Linked DNA regions of Homo sapiens: regions 1 and 2 are each linked to region 3. Evidence: chromatin contacts called from ENCODE Hi-C or POLR2A ChIA-PET data. All regions are on one chromosome and are shown on one strand. Each heading gives the region's core, a stretch centred on a gene start or an enhancer-like site at or near the end of the contact. The rest is flanking DNA. Distances are from core to core; before and after follow the strand shown.

Region 1 (3,267 bases), core at 715-3,214, 58 kb before region 3:
CTTTCTTTTAGATTAATTGAAATGAGCCTGTCTAAGGAGGTATGTGATGGCCTTTGCCAGTACATAAGAACATCAGAACACACACGAAGTGCATAAGTGTGTGTGTGTGTGTGTGTGTGTGTGTAGAGAGAGAGAGATTGAGAAACGTATTTGGTTCCTATGTGTAGACTGCACAAAGACAAGAGGTGTTGGTTGCATAGGATGAGGTAACGGTAGGAAGAGGTGAAAGAACATTTAACTCATGTGCAAATCAGTTATTTAACGTTCCTTTATTCCCCAGGTCTTGATCTGCATCCAGGCCAGGCCAGGAGAACTCATTCTGGTCAGACAGCGGGAAATTCCACCACATGGAATGGTGTTGGTGGTCTCCGCTCTACTCCAGTCCAGGAGCCCACACAGCAAAATTCCACTAATGAATGCGCCCACCCACGCAGGGCCCAGCTCTCCCCACCCCCTTCTCCCCATGCCTGCCCCATTCAACAGGCCACGCCACCACCAACCGCCTTCCTTACAACTGCCCAAGGATTCGTTTCAGGAGCAAGATTTGTTAAATTATAAATTGGAAGCATCCACCTCAATAATGAACCAAATCAAAGACCCTCTGGAGGAATCCCTCAGGCAGCTCATGGGAGGGACCAGAGGAAGCATTTGCCCACTCCTCTCCCTCCTGCCCTCAGCCCCAAGGACCCTCCATGAGGGAGGAGACGAGGACATGCAAGTGCAGAGCCCACCAGACCTCCGAGGTGGGTCCCACCGAGCCTAGGTTATTTGTTTTTCCTTACAAGAATGCTAGTCAAAGCAAAACTTTAACCCAACAAACCAACAAACAAAATACCCCTAGTTGGCTATTTGCACACAGGGGTTGCCAAGGAAGGCAGCCTGAAGGGTCCCTTTGTGACCAGAGGCGTTTTTGAAAGGAGACAGCAATGGCTGCTTTATGAGGAAGTGGTGAGACGGTCACATGTTATCCGCATTGCTGTGGAGGTCGGCCTGACCACCCAGGAGCCTTCACCAAGATGGCCTGATAACAGCCCACCGTGGGGCTCCCAGGCCTCTGCAGCGGTCTTCCTGGGACCCAACTGTCCTCCAAAAGAACTGCTTCCAACAGAGTAGACATGGAGCCCCACGGCCACCTAAGTGACTCTGTTTCTGAGCATGCTACAGGGTAATTAGGTTTCACATTCCTGCTGCTTTTTACACACGGCCTTAGCTTTCTCATCAGGCCTGTGGCAGAGCACAAGGCAGAATGAGAAGGGGGGTGCCGCATCCATCCCCTGGATGGCCAGGCCCTCCAGACAGGGCCACTGTGACACGGGGGCTGGGGGCTGGGAGGGAGGAAGGGGAGAAGGCATGAAGCGCCTTATGATTGAAGTGGCTTGGAATAATAAATATACACACTCTTTTTTAAACGTGGCTCACCACATCCTGGGAATCTGGAAAAAATGCCCCACTTCACTGTCCCTCACCCTCCTCCCCACCTACCCCCCAGCAGCAGTGGCTTTCATGACGCCTGGGGGAAAGCACAGGGCCTTTGATAATAAGGGGCTTGTTAGTTCTAGGCTAACAGCCCTCCCAGGCCGCTCTGAATCCTTTCAAGCACTTTTTTATTTTAGGTCAAGGAAGTTCGTAAATGTAAAGACTCGAGATTGTAGAAGGAGAAGAGGAAAGGGAGAAAGAAGCATTTGGGGGTAGTTGTCATTGGGAGGGGCAGCCAGGGACCTCCTATGGTAGATCCGTCAGGCCTGGTGGACATGCCCTTCCCTTGGTGTGGGGGACAGATAATGGAAGGTGGCTTTGAGCCTTGAAGAAGACCTAGCCTTGTTTGAACCGTCTAAGCTTTGGCTTAGATAAAACTGAATCTTTGTATAGGAAGACCCTTTCGAATCCACAGGCCTTGAATAAATCACATCAGCTGGCTCTGGCGACGATTCCTCTGCCTGCCAGAAGAGGGCAGCACATGCTTCCTCATTACAGGGAAAGCTGGGCTGCCCAGTCCAAAGGGTGGACACTAGGTATGGAGGCGGGGGGAGCACTGTGAAATTAATAGCAGCAGCAGCAACAGCAGCAGCAATAGCTATCACATATTGGTGCCTACTGTGTGCCAGGAACTGTCCTAAGTGATTTATATGCATTAATTCATCTAATTAACATGACAAATCTTCAAGAGAGGGTGCTATTACAATCTCCATATTACCGTTGAGGAGGCTGAGGCATACTGAAATTAACAGAACTTGCTATTGTAGCCACGGACTGCCTAAGATTGAGGTCAGCAAATTACAGTCCAAGGACTAAATCCAGTTCACTGCCTACTTTCATGCTGCCCTCAAGCTAAGTATTGTTTTGTGTTTTACATTTTTGCATGGTTGGAAAAAAGTCAAAAGAAGAATAATATTTCATGAAGTGAGAATGATGTGAAATTCAAATTTCAGTGTCCACGAATGATGTTTTATTGGAACACAGCCCTATTTATTTGTTTACATATTATCTGTGGCTGCTTTATGATTCCTGCAGCAGAATTGAGCAGAGTCTGGTAGAGGCTATGTAGCTTGCAAAGCCTAAACTATTTACTATCTGACCCTATATAGAGAAAGTTTGCCAAGCCCTGACTTATGAGGAAGAGCTACCTGTTTCCAGGCAAGAGGGACAGAGAACAGAGTTGCTATTTACTGGAAATGGAGCTAGTATCGCTATCCCAGGGCAATTTAGAAGCAATGTTGAACTTGATTCACTTTTTTTCCAACAGGGCAGCTCAAGGTCAAGCAAAAGGAGGGTCTGACATGTCACTGAATAGCCTCAAGGAAGTAATAAAAGGTTAGATCTGGAAAGGACTGTGAAAGTCCACTATTATGTCTCAAGTCTAAGGTGCACATTTTTTTCACTCTTTAACATCTGTGAAATCAGGCAATGTCTTACAATCAAAATATGAGAGGTTAAGTGAAAACACTTTGTTTAAGTGATAGCATTTTGTTGTTGTTTCTTAGAGGTTTGTTTGTTTGTTTGTTTTTGAGATGGAATCTTGCTCTGTCACCCAGGCTAAAGTGCAGTGGCATGATCTTGGCTCACTGCGACCTCTGCCTCCCGGGTTTAAGTGGTTCTCCTGCCTCAGCCTCCCAACTAGCTGGAATTACAGGTGTGCGCCACCATGCTCGGCTAATTTTTTTGTAGTTTTAGTAGAGACTGGGTTTTGCCATTTGGCCAGGCTGATCTCAAACTCCTGACCTCAAGTGATCTGCCCACCTCGGCCTCCCAAAGTGCTGGGATTATAGG
Region 2 (2,903 bases), core at 311-2,810, 36 kb before region 3:
CCAAGATAACCAAAGCAACAGTGCATTTCTCCCCCCTGGGAAAGAGGAGACCCAAGAGTCCTAAATTATCCTGAAAGAAAGGCCTAGATGATGGAGAAGTGGGTGAAATTCTGGAACGCAGTCCCAATTGAATGAATGAACAATTAATTAACTGAACAATTAATTGAACTTCCTGCACTTAGCCCACAGCAGTGCTAAGTGGCATTTCTGGCGTGCACTGGGGAGCACACTGACTACCTGCAGGAAGGCCAAGTGCAGTGGAAAGGAAAGTGGCCTTGTGTTTGACACGGCTAGGTCCTGTTAATATCCAGGAGTGTGCTTCTGTGTCTGCGCCAGCTGGTCAGAATGCAAGAGCAAGAATGGAGCAAAATGAGGGGGAAGAAGGTTTGGCAGATTGGGGAAAATGGGAAAGGGGAGGGTTACACTAAAAATGTTTAGGGAAGAGGAGGGAAAATGGTGGCGACTTCCAAGACGGTGCTGGGATTCACCCCAAATGCTCTCTCTGAGAATGCCACATTTCTTGTGGGAGTCGGGAGTGGAAAACATTAAACGCAGAAACTGTAAAAAAAGTAAACAGTGGGAGTAGAGGAGTCTGTAATGAAACAAATTCCTGGCGTAATCAGTTTGGGAGGGGAAGAGAAGAATTTCAATTACTGTGCTACTCCCATGTCCCTCCCCAAACACACACACTCTCCAGCTGCATTCTGAGGCACTTGGAACTCAGACAACTGAGACGGAAAGTATTTTTAAAATCTAATTTACTTAGTCCCTTTATTTACTTTGTGCATGTCCCTCATTTTAGACAATGAAAGGACATTCTTTATTTGCTCCTGTTTTTTAGAGCTGACACAAGGCAGCAACGTGTGTGCTCTCAGTCACCTCTCTGTGGCTTACAGATACAGGAATGTGTGGTGGTGGTGATGGTGGTGGTGGTGGGTTTTTTCCTGGGATTCTGGAGAATTGTGGCCACTGGAGTCAGACGCCCTTGGGAAGTACTGCCTATGGCCACCGACGCTTAGCTAGAGTTGCAGCCCTCTGTCTTTGTTGACCCTGCTTCAGTATTTATAGTTGAGACTATATCATTAGCATTGGATGACGTATTGCCAGGTATGATTTATGAATTATGTAATGAGGATCGGTCTTCTTTTCCTTACTGGATTGCCAGCTCCATGAACCCAGTGATAATTCTAAGAATAACCAACATGCAACGAGTTCTTGCTATGAGTCAGGTACAGGACCAATTGCAAATGTTTTACATGGCCTGCCTCGATAAATTCTCACAATAATCCTATTGATTAAGAAGACACTGTCTCCATTGTACAGATGAGGAAACTGAGGCTCTGAAAAGTTCAAGATTATTCAGTCACTAAAGTGTAGTGCCAGGAAAATAAATCAGTTTTCTTAGAAATTAATGTGTGTGTTCATGGGTAGAGGGGGCAGTAAGAAAGTTTCCTTATCTGTAAAAATGGAGTGGTGCTACATGCCTGGTCTACGTCAAAGGGGTGTTGGCTGGACCAGGTGTGATCATGTGAAGGAGGAACCAAACCATCTGAAGCACGCGGGCAGGGGTGGTTCCCTCTCCCACTCTCTTCTCCAGCAAACATACAAGTCCTCTCTCACACATGGTAATCCAAACACCTCCAATTCTGCACTGAAGGAAGCTGCTTTTTCATAAGTCTGCTGCTCTCTTTAGTTATCACAGACATTAATTGCATAGTGGATGCAAGTTCATTTATTTGACAGATAGTATTTGAGGACCTGTGAAAAACTAGTTTCTATGGAGGATACAAACAAACTTAAAACACGATTCCAGTCTGTCCTTGAGGGATTGAAGGTCTCATTTGAAAGATGAAACAAACTTCATAACTGAGGTATTATGAAGAGCATAGTATTTGAACCAAGCAGATGGCGTTTAGCCCCTCTAATTTCTAGTTGGCATCTTGGGCGAGTCTCATATATATCTGTCTCAGTTATTTCTCAAATAACACGGAGAAGTAAGACCTCCTTCACAGGATTATACATTATGTGATTTTTTTTTAATGAGAAAGCATTTACCAGTTGTAAAGCATTAGGGGTGCAGACCTCAGAACTTGATGAAACACTAAATCACGACACAAGGCAACATAGACAACAGGTGCTGGGTGAGTCTGGAGGGAGGTTGGGTTGACAGGTGTGCTTGTATGAGTGTGGTGGGATGGGTATGAGTAGGCCTTACAGAGGGGATGGGCTGAAGCTGAGCCTGGGGCCAGGGACAAGAAGGAAGAGAGGGCCTGTTTTAGACAGAGGATGCAGTTCTGCCAAGGGATGGAGGCTCAAAGGAAGAAGAACAGCAGAAGGCAGGCCAGCCTGACAGAGTAGACAGGTCACGGTGAGAAGTGTTGGGAAAGAGTGTTGGGAAGAATGAAGGAAAAGACAAATCGGGGCTTCGGATGCATCAAGTCCATGGACAATGGGAAACATCAAAGGTTTCCTGTGCATGAAAGTGGCCTGATTAAAGCATTATTTTAGGAATAATAACCTTAGAATCACATAAAGGATGGGTCAGAGAGAGAGAAAAAGAGAATGTGTGAACCTGGAAAGATGAAGACCAGTTTGAAGAACAATGAGACTCTCAGGGTGGCAGTGGTGAGACTTGAACCAGTTGTAGGCTTTGAGAATGAAAAAGAGAGTTTGGAGGAAGAGAGAGTGCAATAGGAGAATGCTCTAGACTTGGCTACTGATCAACAATGAAGGCAGCAATAGAAAGGAGCAGGAAGTGTTTAGTGCCTAGAAAATAGAAGAAAAAGACCAGGAGCAGTGGCTCACGTCTGTAATCCCAGCACTTTGGGAGGTCGAGGTGGGTGGATCACAAGGTCAGGAGTTCAAGACCAGCCTGGCCAAGATGGTGAAACCCCGTCTCTACT
Region 3 (3,099 bases), core at 476-2,975:
ACTGGAAGATGCTGAGAATAGCAACATGAGTGGCACTGTGGACTTAACCCAAGCATTTGACCCCATTAACTTAGTTGGTATGTGGGAAGCTCTGCAAAATGTTTGCTTCCTAGAGACACTTATTAACATCACTTCTCACTCTACAAAACCTTTCCTGATAATTGTCCTGCCAGAAGTTATGGCCCCTCCCTCTGAACTCAACATTCAGCATGCTTTTCTGCTGCCCTTTAAAGTTAGATTCCAGTTGGTGTGCACACCTAAGCTCTATCTCTTCTGCTAAACTGTGGTCTCCATTGGAGAAAGAAACATGTTGTACACATGTCTATATTCTCTACAGTGCCTTATAGACAGATGAAATCCAGAAAGTGTTTATTGTTTTGTTAGCTGACAGTCAGGGTTGACCTGTGAGGGAACTATAAGATAGATTTTTGTATCGTTGTTATAATCACAACACCAAAGTCTTAGCCTGTTCAGCCTGCCATAACAAAATCCTGTAGATTGTGTGGCTTAAATAACAACAAAAGAATTATTTTTCACAGTTCTGGAAGCTGGGAAATCCAAGATCAAGATGCCGGCTAATTTGATTGCTGTGGGGGCCTTCTTCCTGGTGTGCAGATGGCTGCCTTCCGGCTCTGTCCTCACTTGGTAGACAGAGGGAGAAGGAGAGGGAGAGAGAGAGAGAATATCTCTCTTCCTCTTGTTATAAATCCCCCAATCCTATTGGATTAGGGCTACACTCTTATGACTTCATTTAACCTTAATTATTTCCTAAAAGCACTATCTCCAGATACAGTCACATTGAGGATTAGGATTTCAACATATGAATTGGTGAGCACAATTTAGTCAACTGCATTCTGTCCCTGGCCCCCCAAAGTTCATGGCCTTCTCACATGCAATATGCATTTATTCCACCCCAACAGCCCTAAAAGTCTTAACTCATTCCAGTGTCAATTCTAAAGTCTAAAGTCCAAAGTCCCATCTAAATATCATCTATATCAGGTAAGGGTGAGGCCTGAGGTGTGACTCAACCTGAGGCAAAATTCCTTCGCAGCTGTGAACCTGTGAAATCAGACACATTACATGCTTCCAAAATGTAATGTTGGGATAGGCATAGGATAAACATTACAAAAAGGAGAAATTGGAAAGAAGAGAGGGGTGATGGGTCCCAAGCAAGTCCAAAACCTAGCAAGGCAAATTTTATTAGATCTTAAGGTCTGAGAATAGTCCTTTTTAGTTTGATATCCCACCTTCTTAGCCTGCTGGGGTGGCAGTTCTGCCCCCATGACTCTGCCAAGTCAGGTTTTCAATTGATTAAGTCTCAGCCACGTTAGGGAGGGCAATCTATTTTTTCTCAGTCCACTAATTCAAATGTTAAGCTCACAGATACACTCAGGATAATGTTTGATCAACTATCTGGGCCTCCTATGGCCCAGTCAAGTTGACATGAATTAACCATCACAAGGGGCTTTAGGAATCATCTGATCCAGCCATCTCTCCAAAGCATGAATCCCTGTGGCTACTTGCCATTAAAAAACCTGAGGAGATTCATGCCACGCTTAACTATTATCCTTGTTTTAGCAGGGTTCTATTAAATTGCCTTCAAAGGTTAAGTTTAGATTAAAATTAGAAAGAGTATGAAATCACAGCATAAGCATTTTGAGAACAAAGGCTGCTGCTGACTTCTCAAGTTCCTCCCTTGCGCTTTGTGGTGCTGGCCCAGCCAATAGTGTGAGCACAGGAGGGCAGATCCTTTCCAGGTCAAGACAAATGGGGTTTCTGCCAGACTCCGACCTCTGGCAGGCTCAGTGCAGCTGCAGCCACTGGCAGAGGGGGAATGACCTGGGGAGAAAGCTAAAGGCCAGTCTCAGTCTATGAGGCTTGGGTTCTGAATACAGAGGGTCAGTACCTAGGGTCCAAGGCTCTCCCCTTCCCAGGTAGCAGCATGACTCTTCTGCCCCCATGGCTAGAACTGCTCTGTAGCCTGGAAGTGCTGATGTGCAGGATTCTGTCTGCCTTTCTAGGCTGCATTTGACATCCATTTGAATCTTGTTTCACTCTTGTCAAAATGTTGGGAGGAGGAAGAGACACACAACAGGATTGACTCTGACATTAAGTACTCTCCCCACCCCCACCGATGCTTTCCAGGTGGTGTTTTAGGAGAACATTGTCTCCTTTCCTGATTGTCATCACTAAGACCTGAGACACCCTTTTCCAGCTTCTCTGACAATTAGCCTCAGCATCCTGTGGAAGCTGTAGAGCTCTATAAATATTCTCATTCCTGATATTATCTCTGTAAAAAAGGTGATATCATTTTGGCTAGGAAAAGTCAGAATTGCTTTGAAATTTTGGTAAAAACATTAAGAAAAATCCCCAAATTGAAATGTAGATCAATGGAAGTAGTTTTCTAGATTCACCAGTTTTCTATGGTGATAATATTACTGTTTGACCAGTATCTCCAGTGCTGCCCTTACAACATCGTACTCATGACGTTAATAAGCACGTAAGTCAGGTAATATAGTTTAATTTGAATGGTCAAGTGAGAAAGGCCCACCTTGCTCTTTATAGCAATCTCTGCAGTGGTTCTGTTTTGTAAATAGGGAATATTAAAATTTACCAGAAGTTAGCTGGGGCAAGGTAGGCATCCCATTAAAGATACCAAAATTCCCCAATGGGCAGAGTTGCAGGGAAAATAATATCTGCCCTTTAGAATAGGAGGCAATAGTGAAAACCCCACCCCTGGGCTAGCAATTTGAGGAACTTCACCATCAGGACATTGATGGCTAAACTCTGGGTCTAACTCCTGGGTGTTTCTGTGTATCTATGATGGGATTCATCTCACATCCATGCACTCTCTCCAGCGACGTCTCCATCCATATATGCATCTTTGTTCTTGAGAGGGAAGTGTAGAATAGGAGCTTGGAAGTGAATCCCTATGCACAAGACCCTGCTTTTCCTCTGAACCAGGCAACCTTGGGGAAGACATGGAGTTTCTCCCTGAAACTCTTCTCCTCATCTGGAAAGTTGGGTCATGTGAACAGGGTTGTTAGGACAATTAAATTATATAATTATTCAAATATTCTTTTTAGGCTACTGTGTGTT

The links. Hi-C counts contacts between places; a loop is a spot of excess contacts on that map. ChIA-PET counts read pairs that join two places held with the same protein, here RNA polymerase II (POLR2A). Pooled maps may share reads with other maps.
Region 1: a loop to region 3 is called in a pooled map of heart right ventricle, with 2.9 times the contacts of the local background. The contact joins two enhancer-like sites. A Hi-C loop is called at or near these places in 1 of 168 maps with a recorded cell type or tissue (endothelial cell of hepatic sinusoid) and 2 of 50 pooled maps. POLR2A ChIA-PET finds 5 or more read pairs at or near these places in 1 of 52 experiments (activated CD4-positive, alpha-beta T cell).
Region 2: a map of psoas muscle shows a loop between it and region 3 (1.9-fold over the local background). The contact joins two enhancer-like sites. A Hi-C loop is called at or near these places in 1 of 168 maps with a recorded cell type or tissue (psoas muscle). POLR2A ChIA-PET finds 5 or more read pairs at or near these places in 4 of 52 experiments (IMR-90, MCF 10A, activated CD4-positive, alpha-beta T cell and 1 more).

What each region holds. Positions count from the first base shown.
Region 1 is chr6:45,928,672-45,931,938 of GRCh38, forward strand. All of the region lies in intron 4 of CLIC5 (chloride intracellular channel 5), which reads right to left. Among named protein-coding and RNA genes, the nearest start is that of CLIC5, 86 kb to the right of the region's middle. Within about 2 kb of position 1,965, at least 4 of the 41 ENCODE cell types and tissues checked have a DNase peak (open chromatin) inside an H3K27ac peak, as active enhancers do.
Region 2 is chr6:45,951,209-45,954,111 of GRCh38, forward strand. The region is part of intron 2 of CLIC5 (chloride intracellular channel 5); the gene reads right to left. Among named protein-coding and RNA genes, the nearest start is that of CLIC5, 63 kb to the right of the region's middle. Within about 2 kb of position 1,561, at least 4 of the 41 ENCODE cell types and tissues checked have a DNase peak (open chromatin) inside an H3K27ac peak, as active enhancers do.
Region 3 is chr6:45,987,071-45,990,169 of GRCh38, forward strand. The region is part of intron 1 of CLIC5 (chloride intracellular channel 5); the gene reads right to left. Among named protein-coding and RNA genes, the nearest start is that of CLIC5, 27 kb to the right of the region's middle. Within about 2 kb of position 1,726, at least 7 of the 41 ENCODE cell types and tissues checked have a DNase peak (open chromatin) inside an H3K27ac peak, as active enhancers do.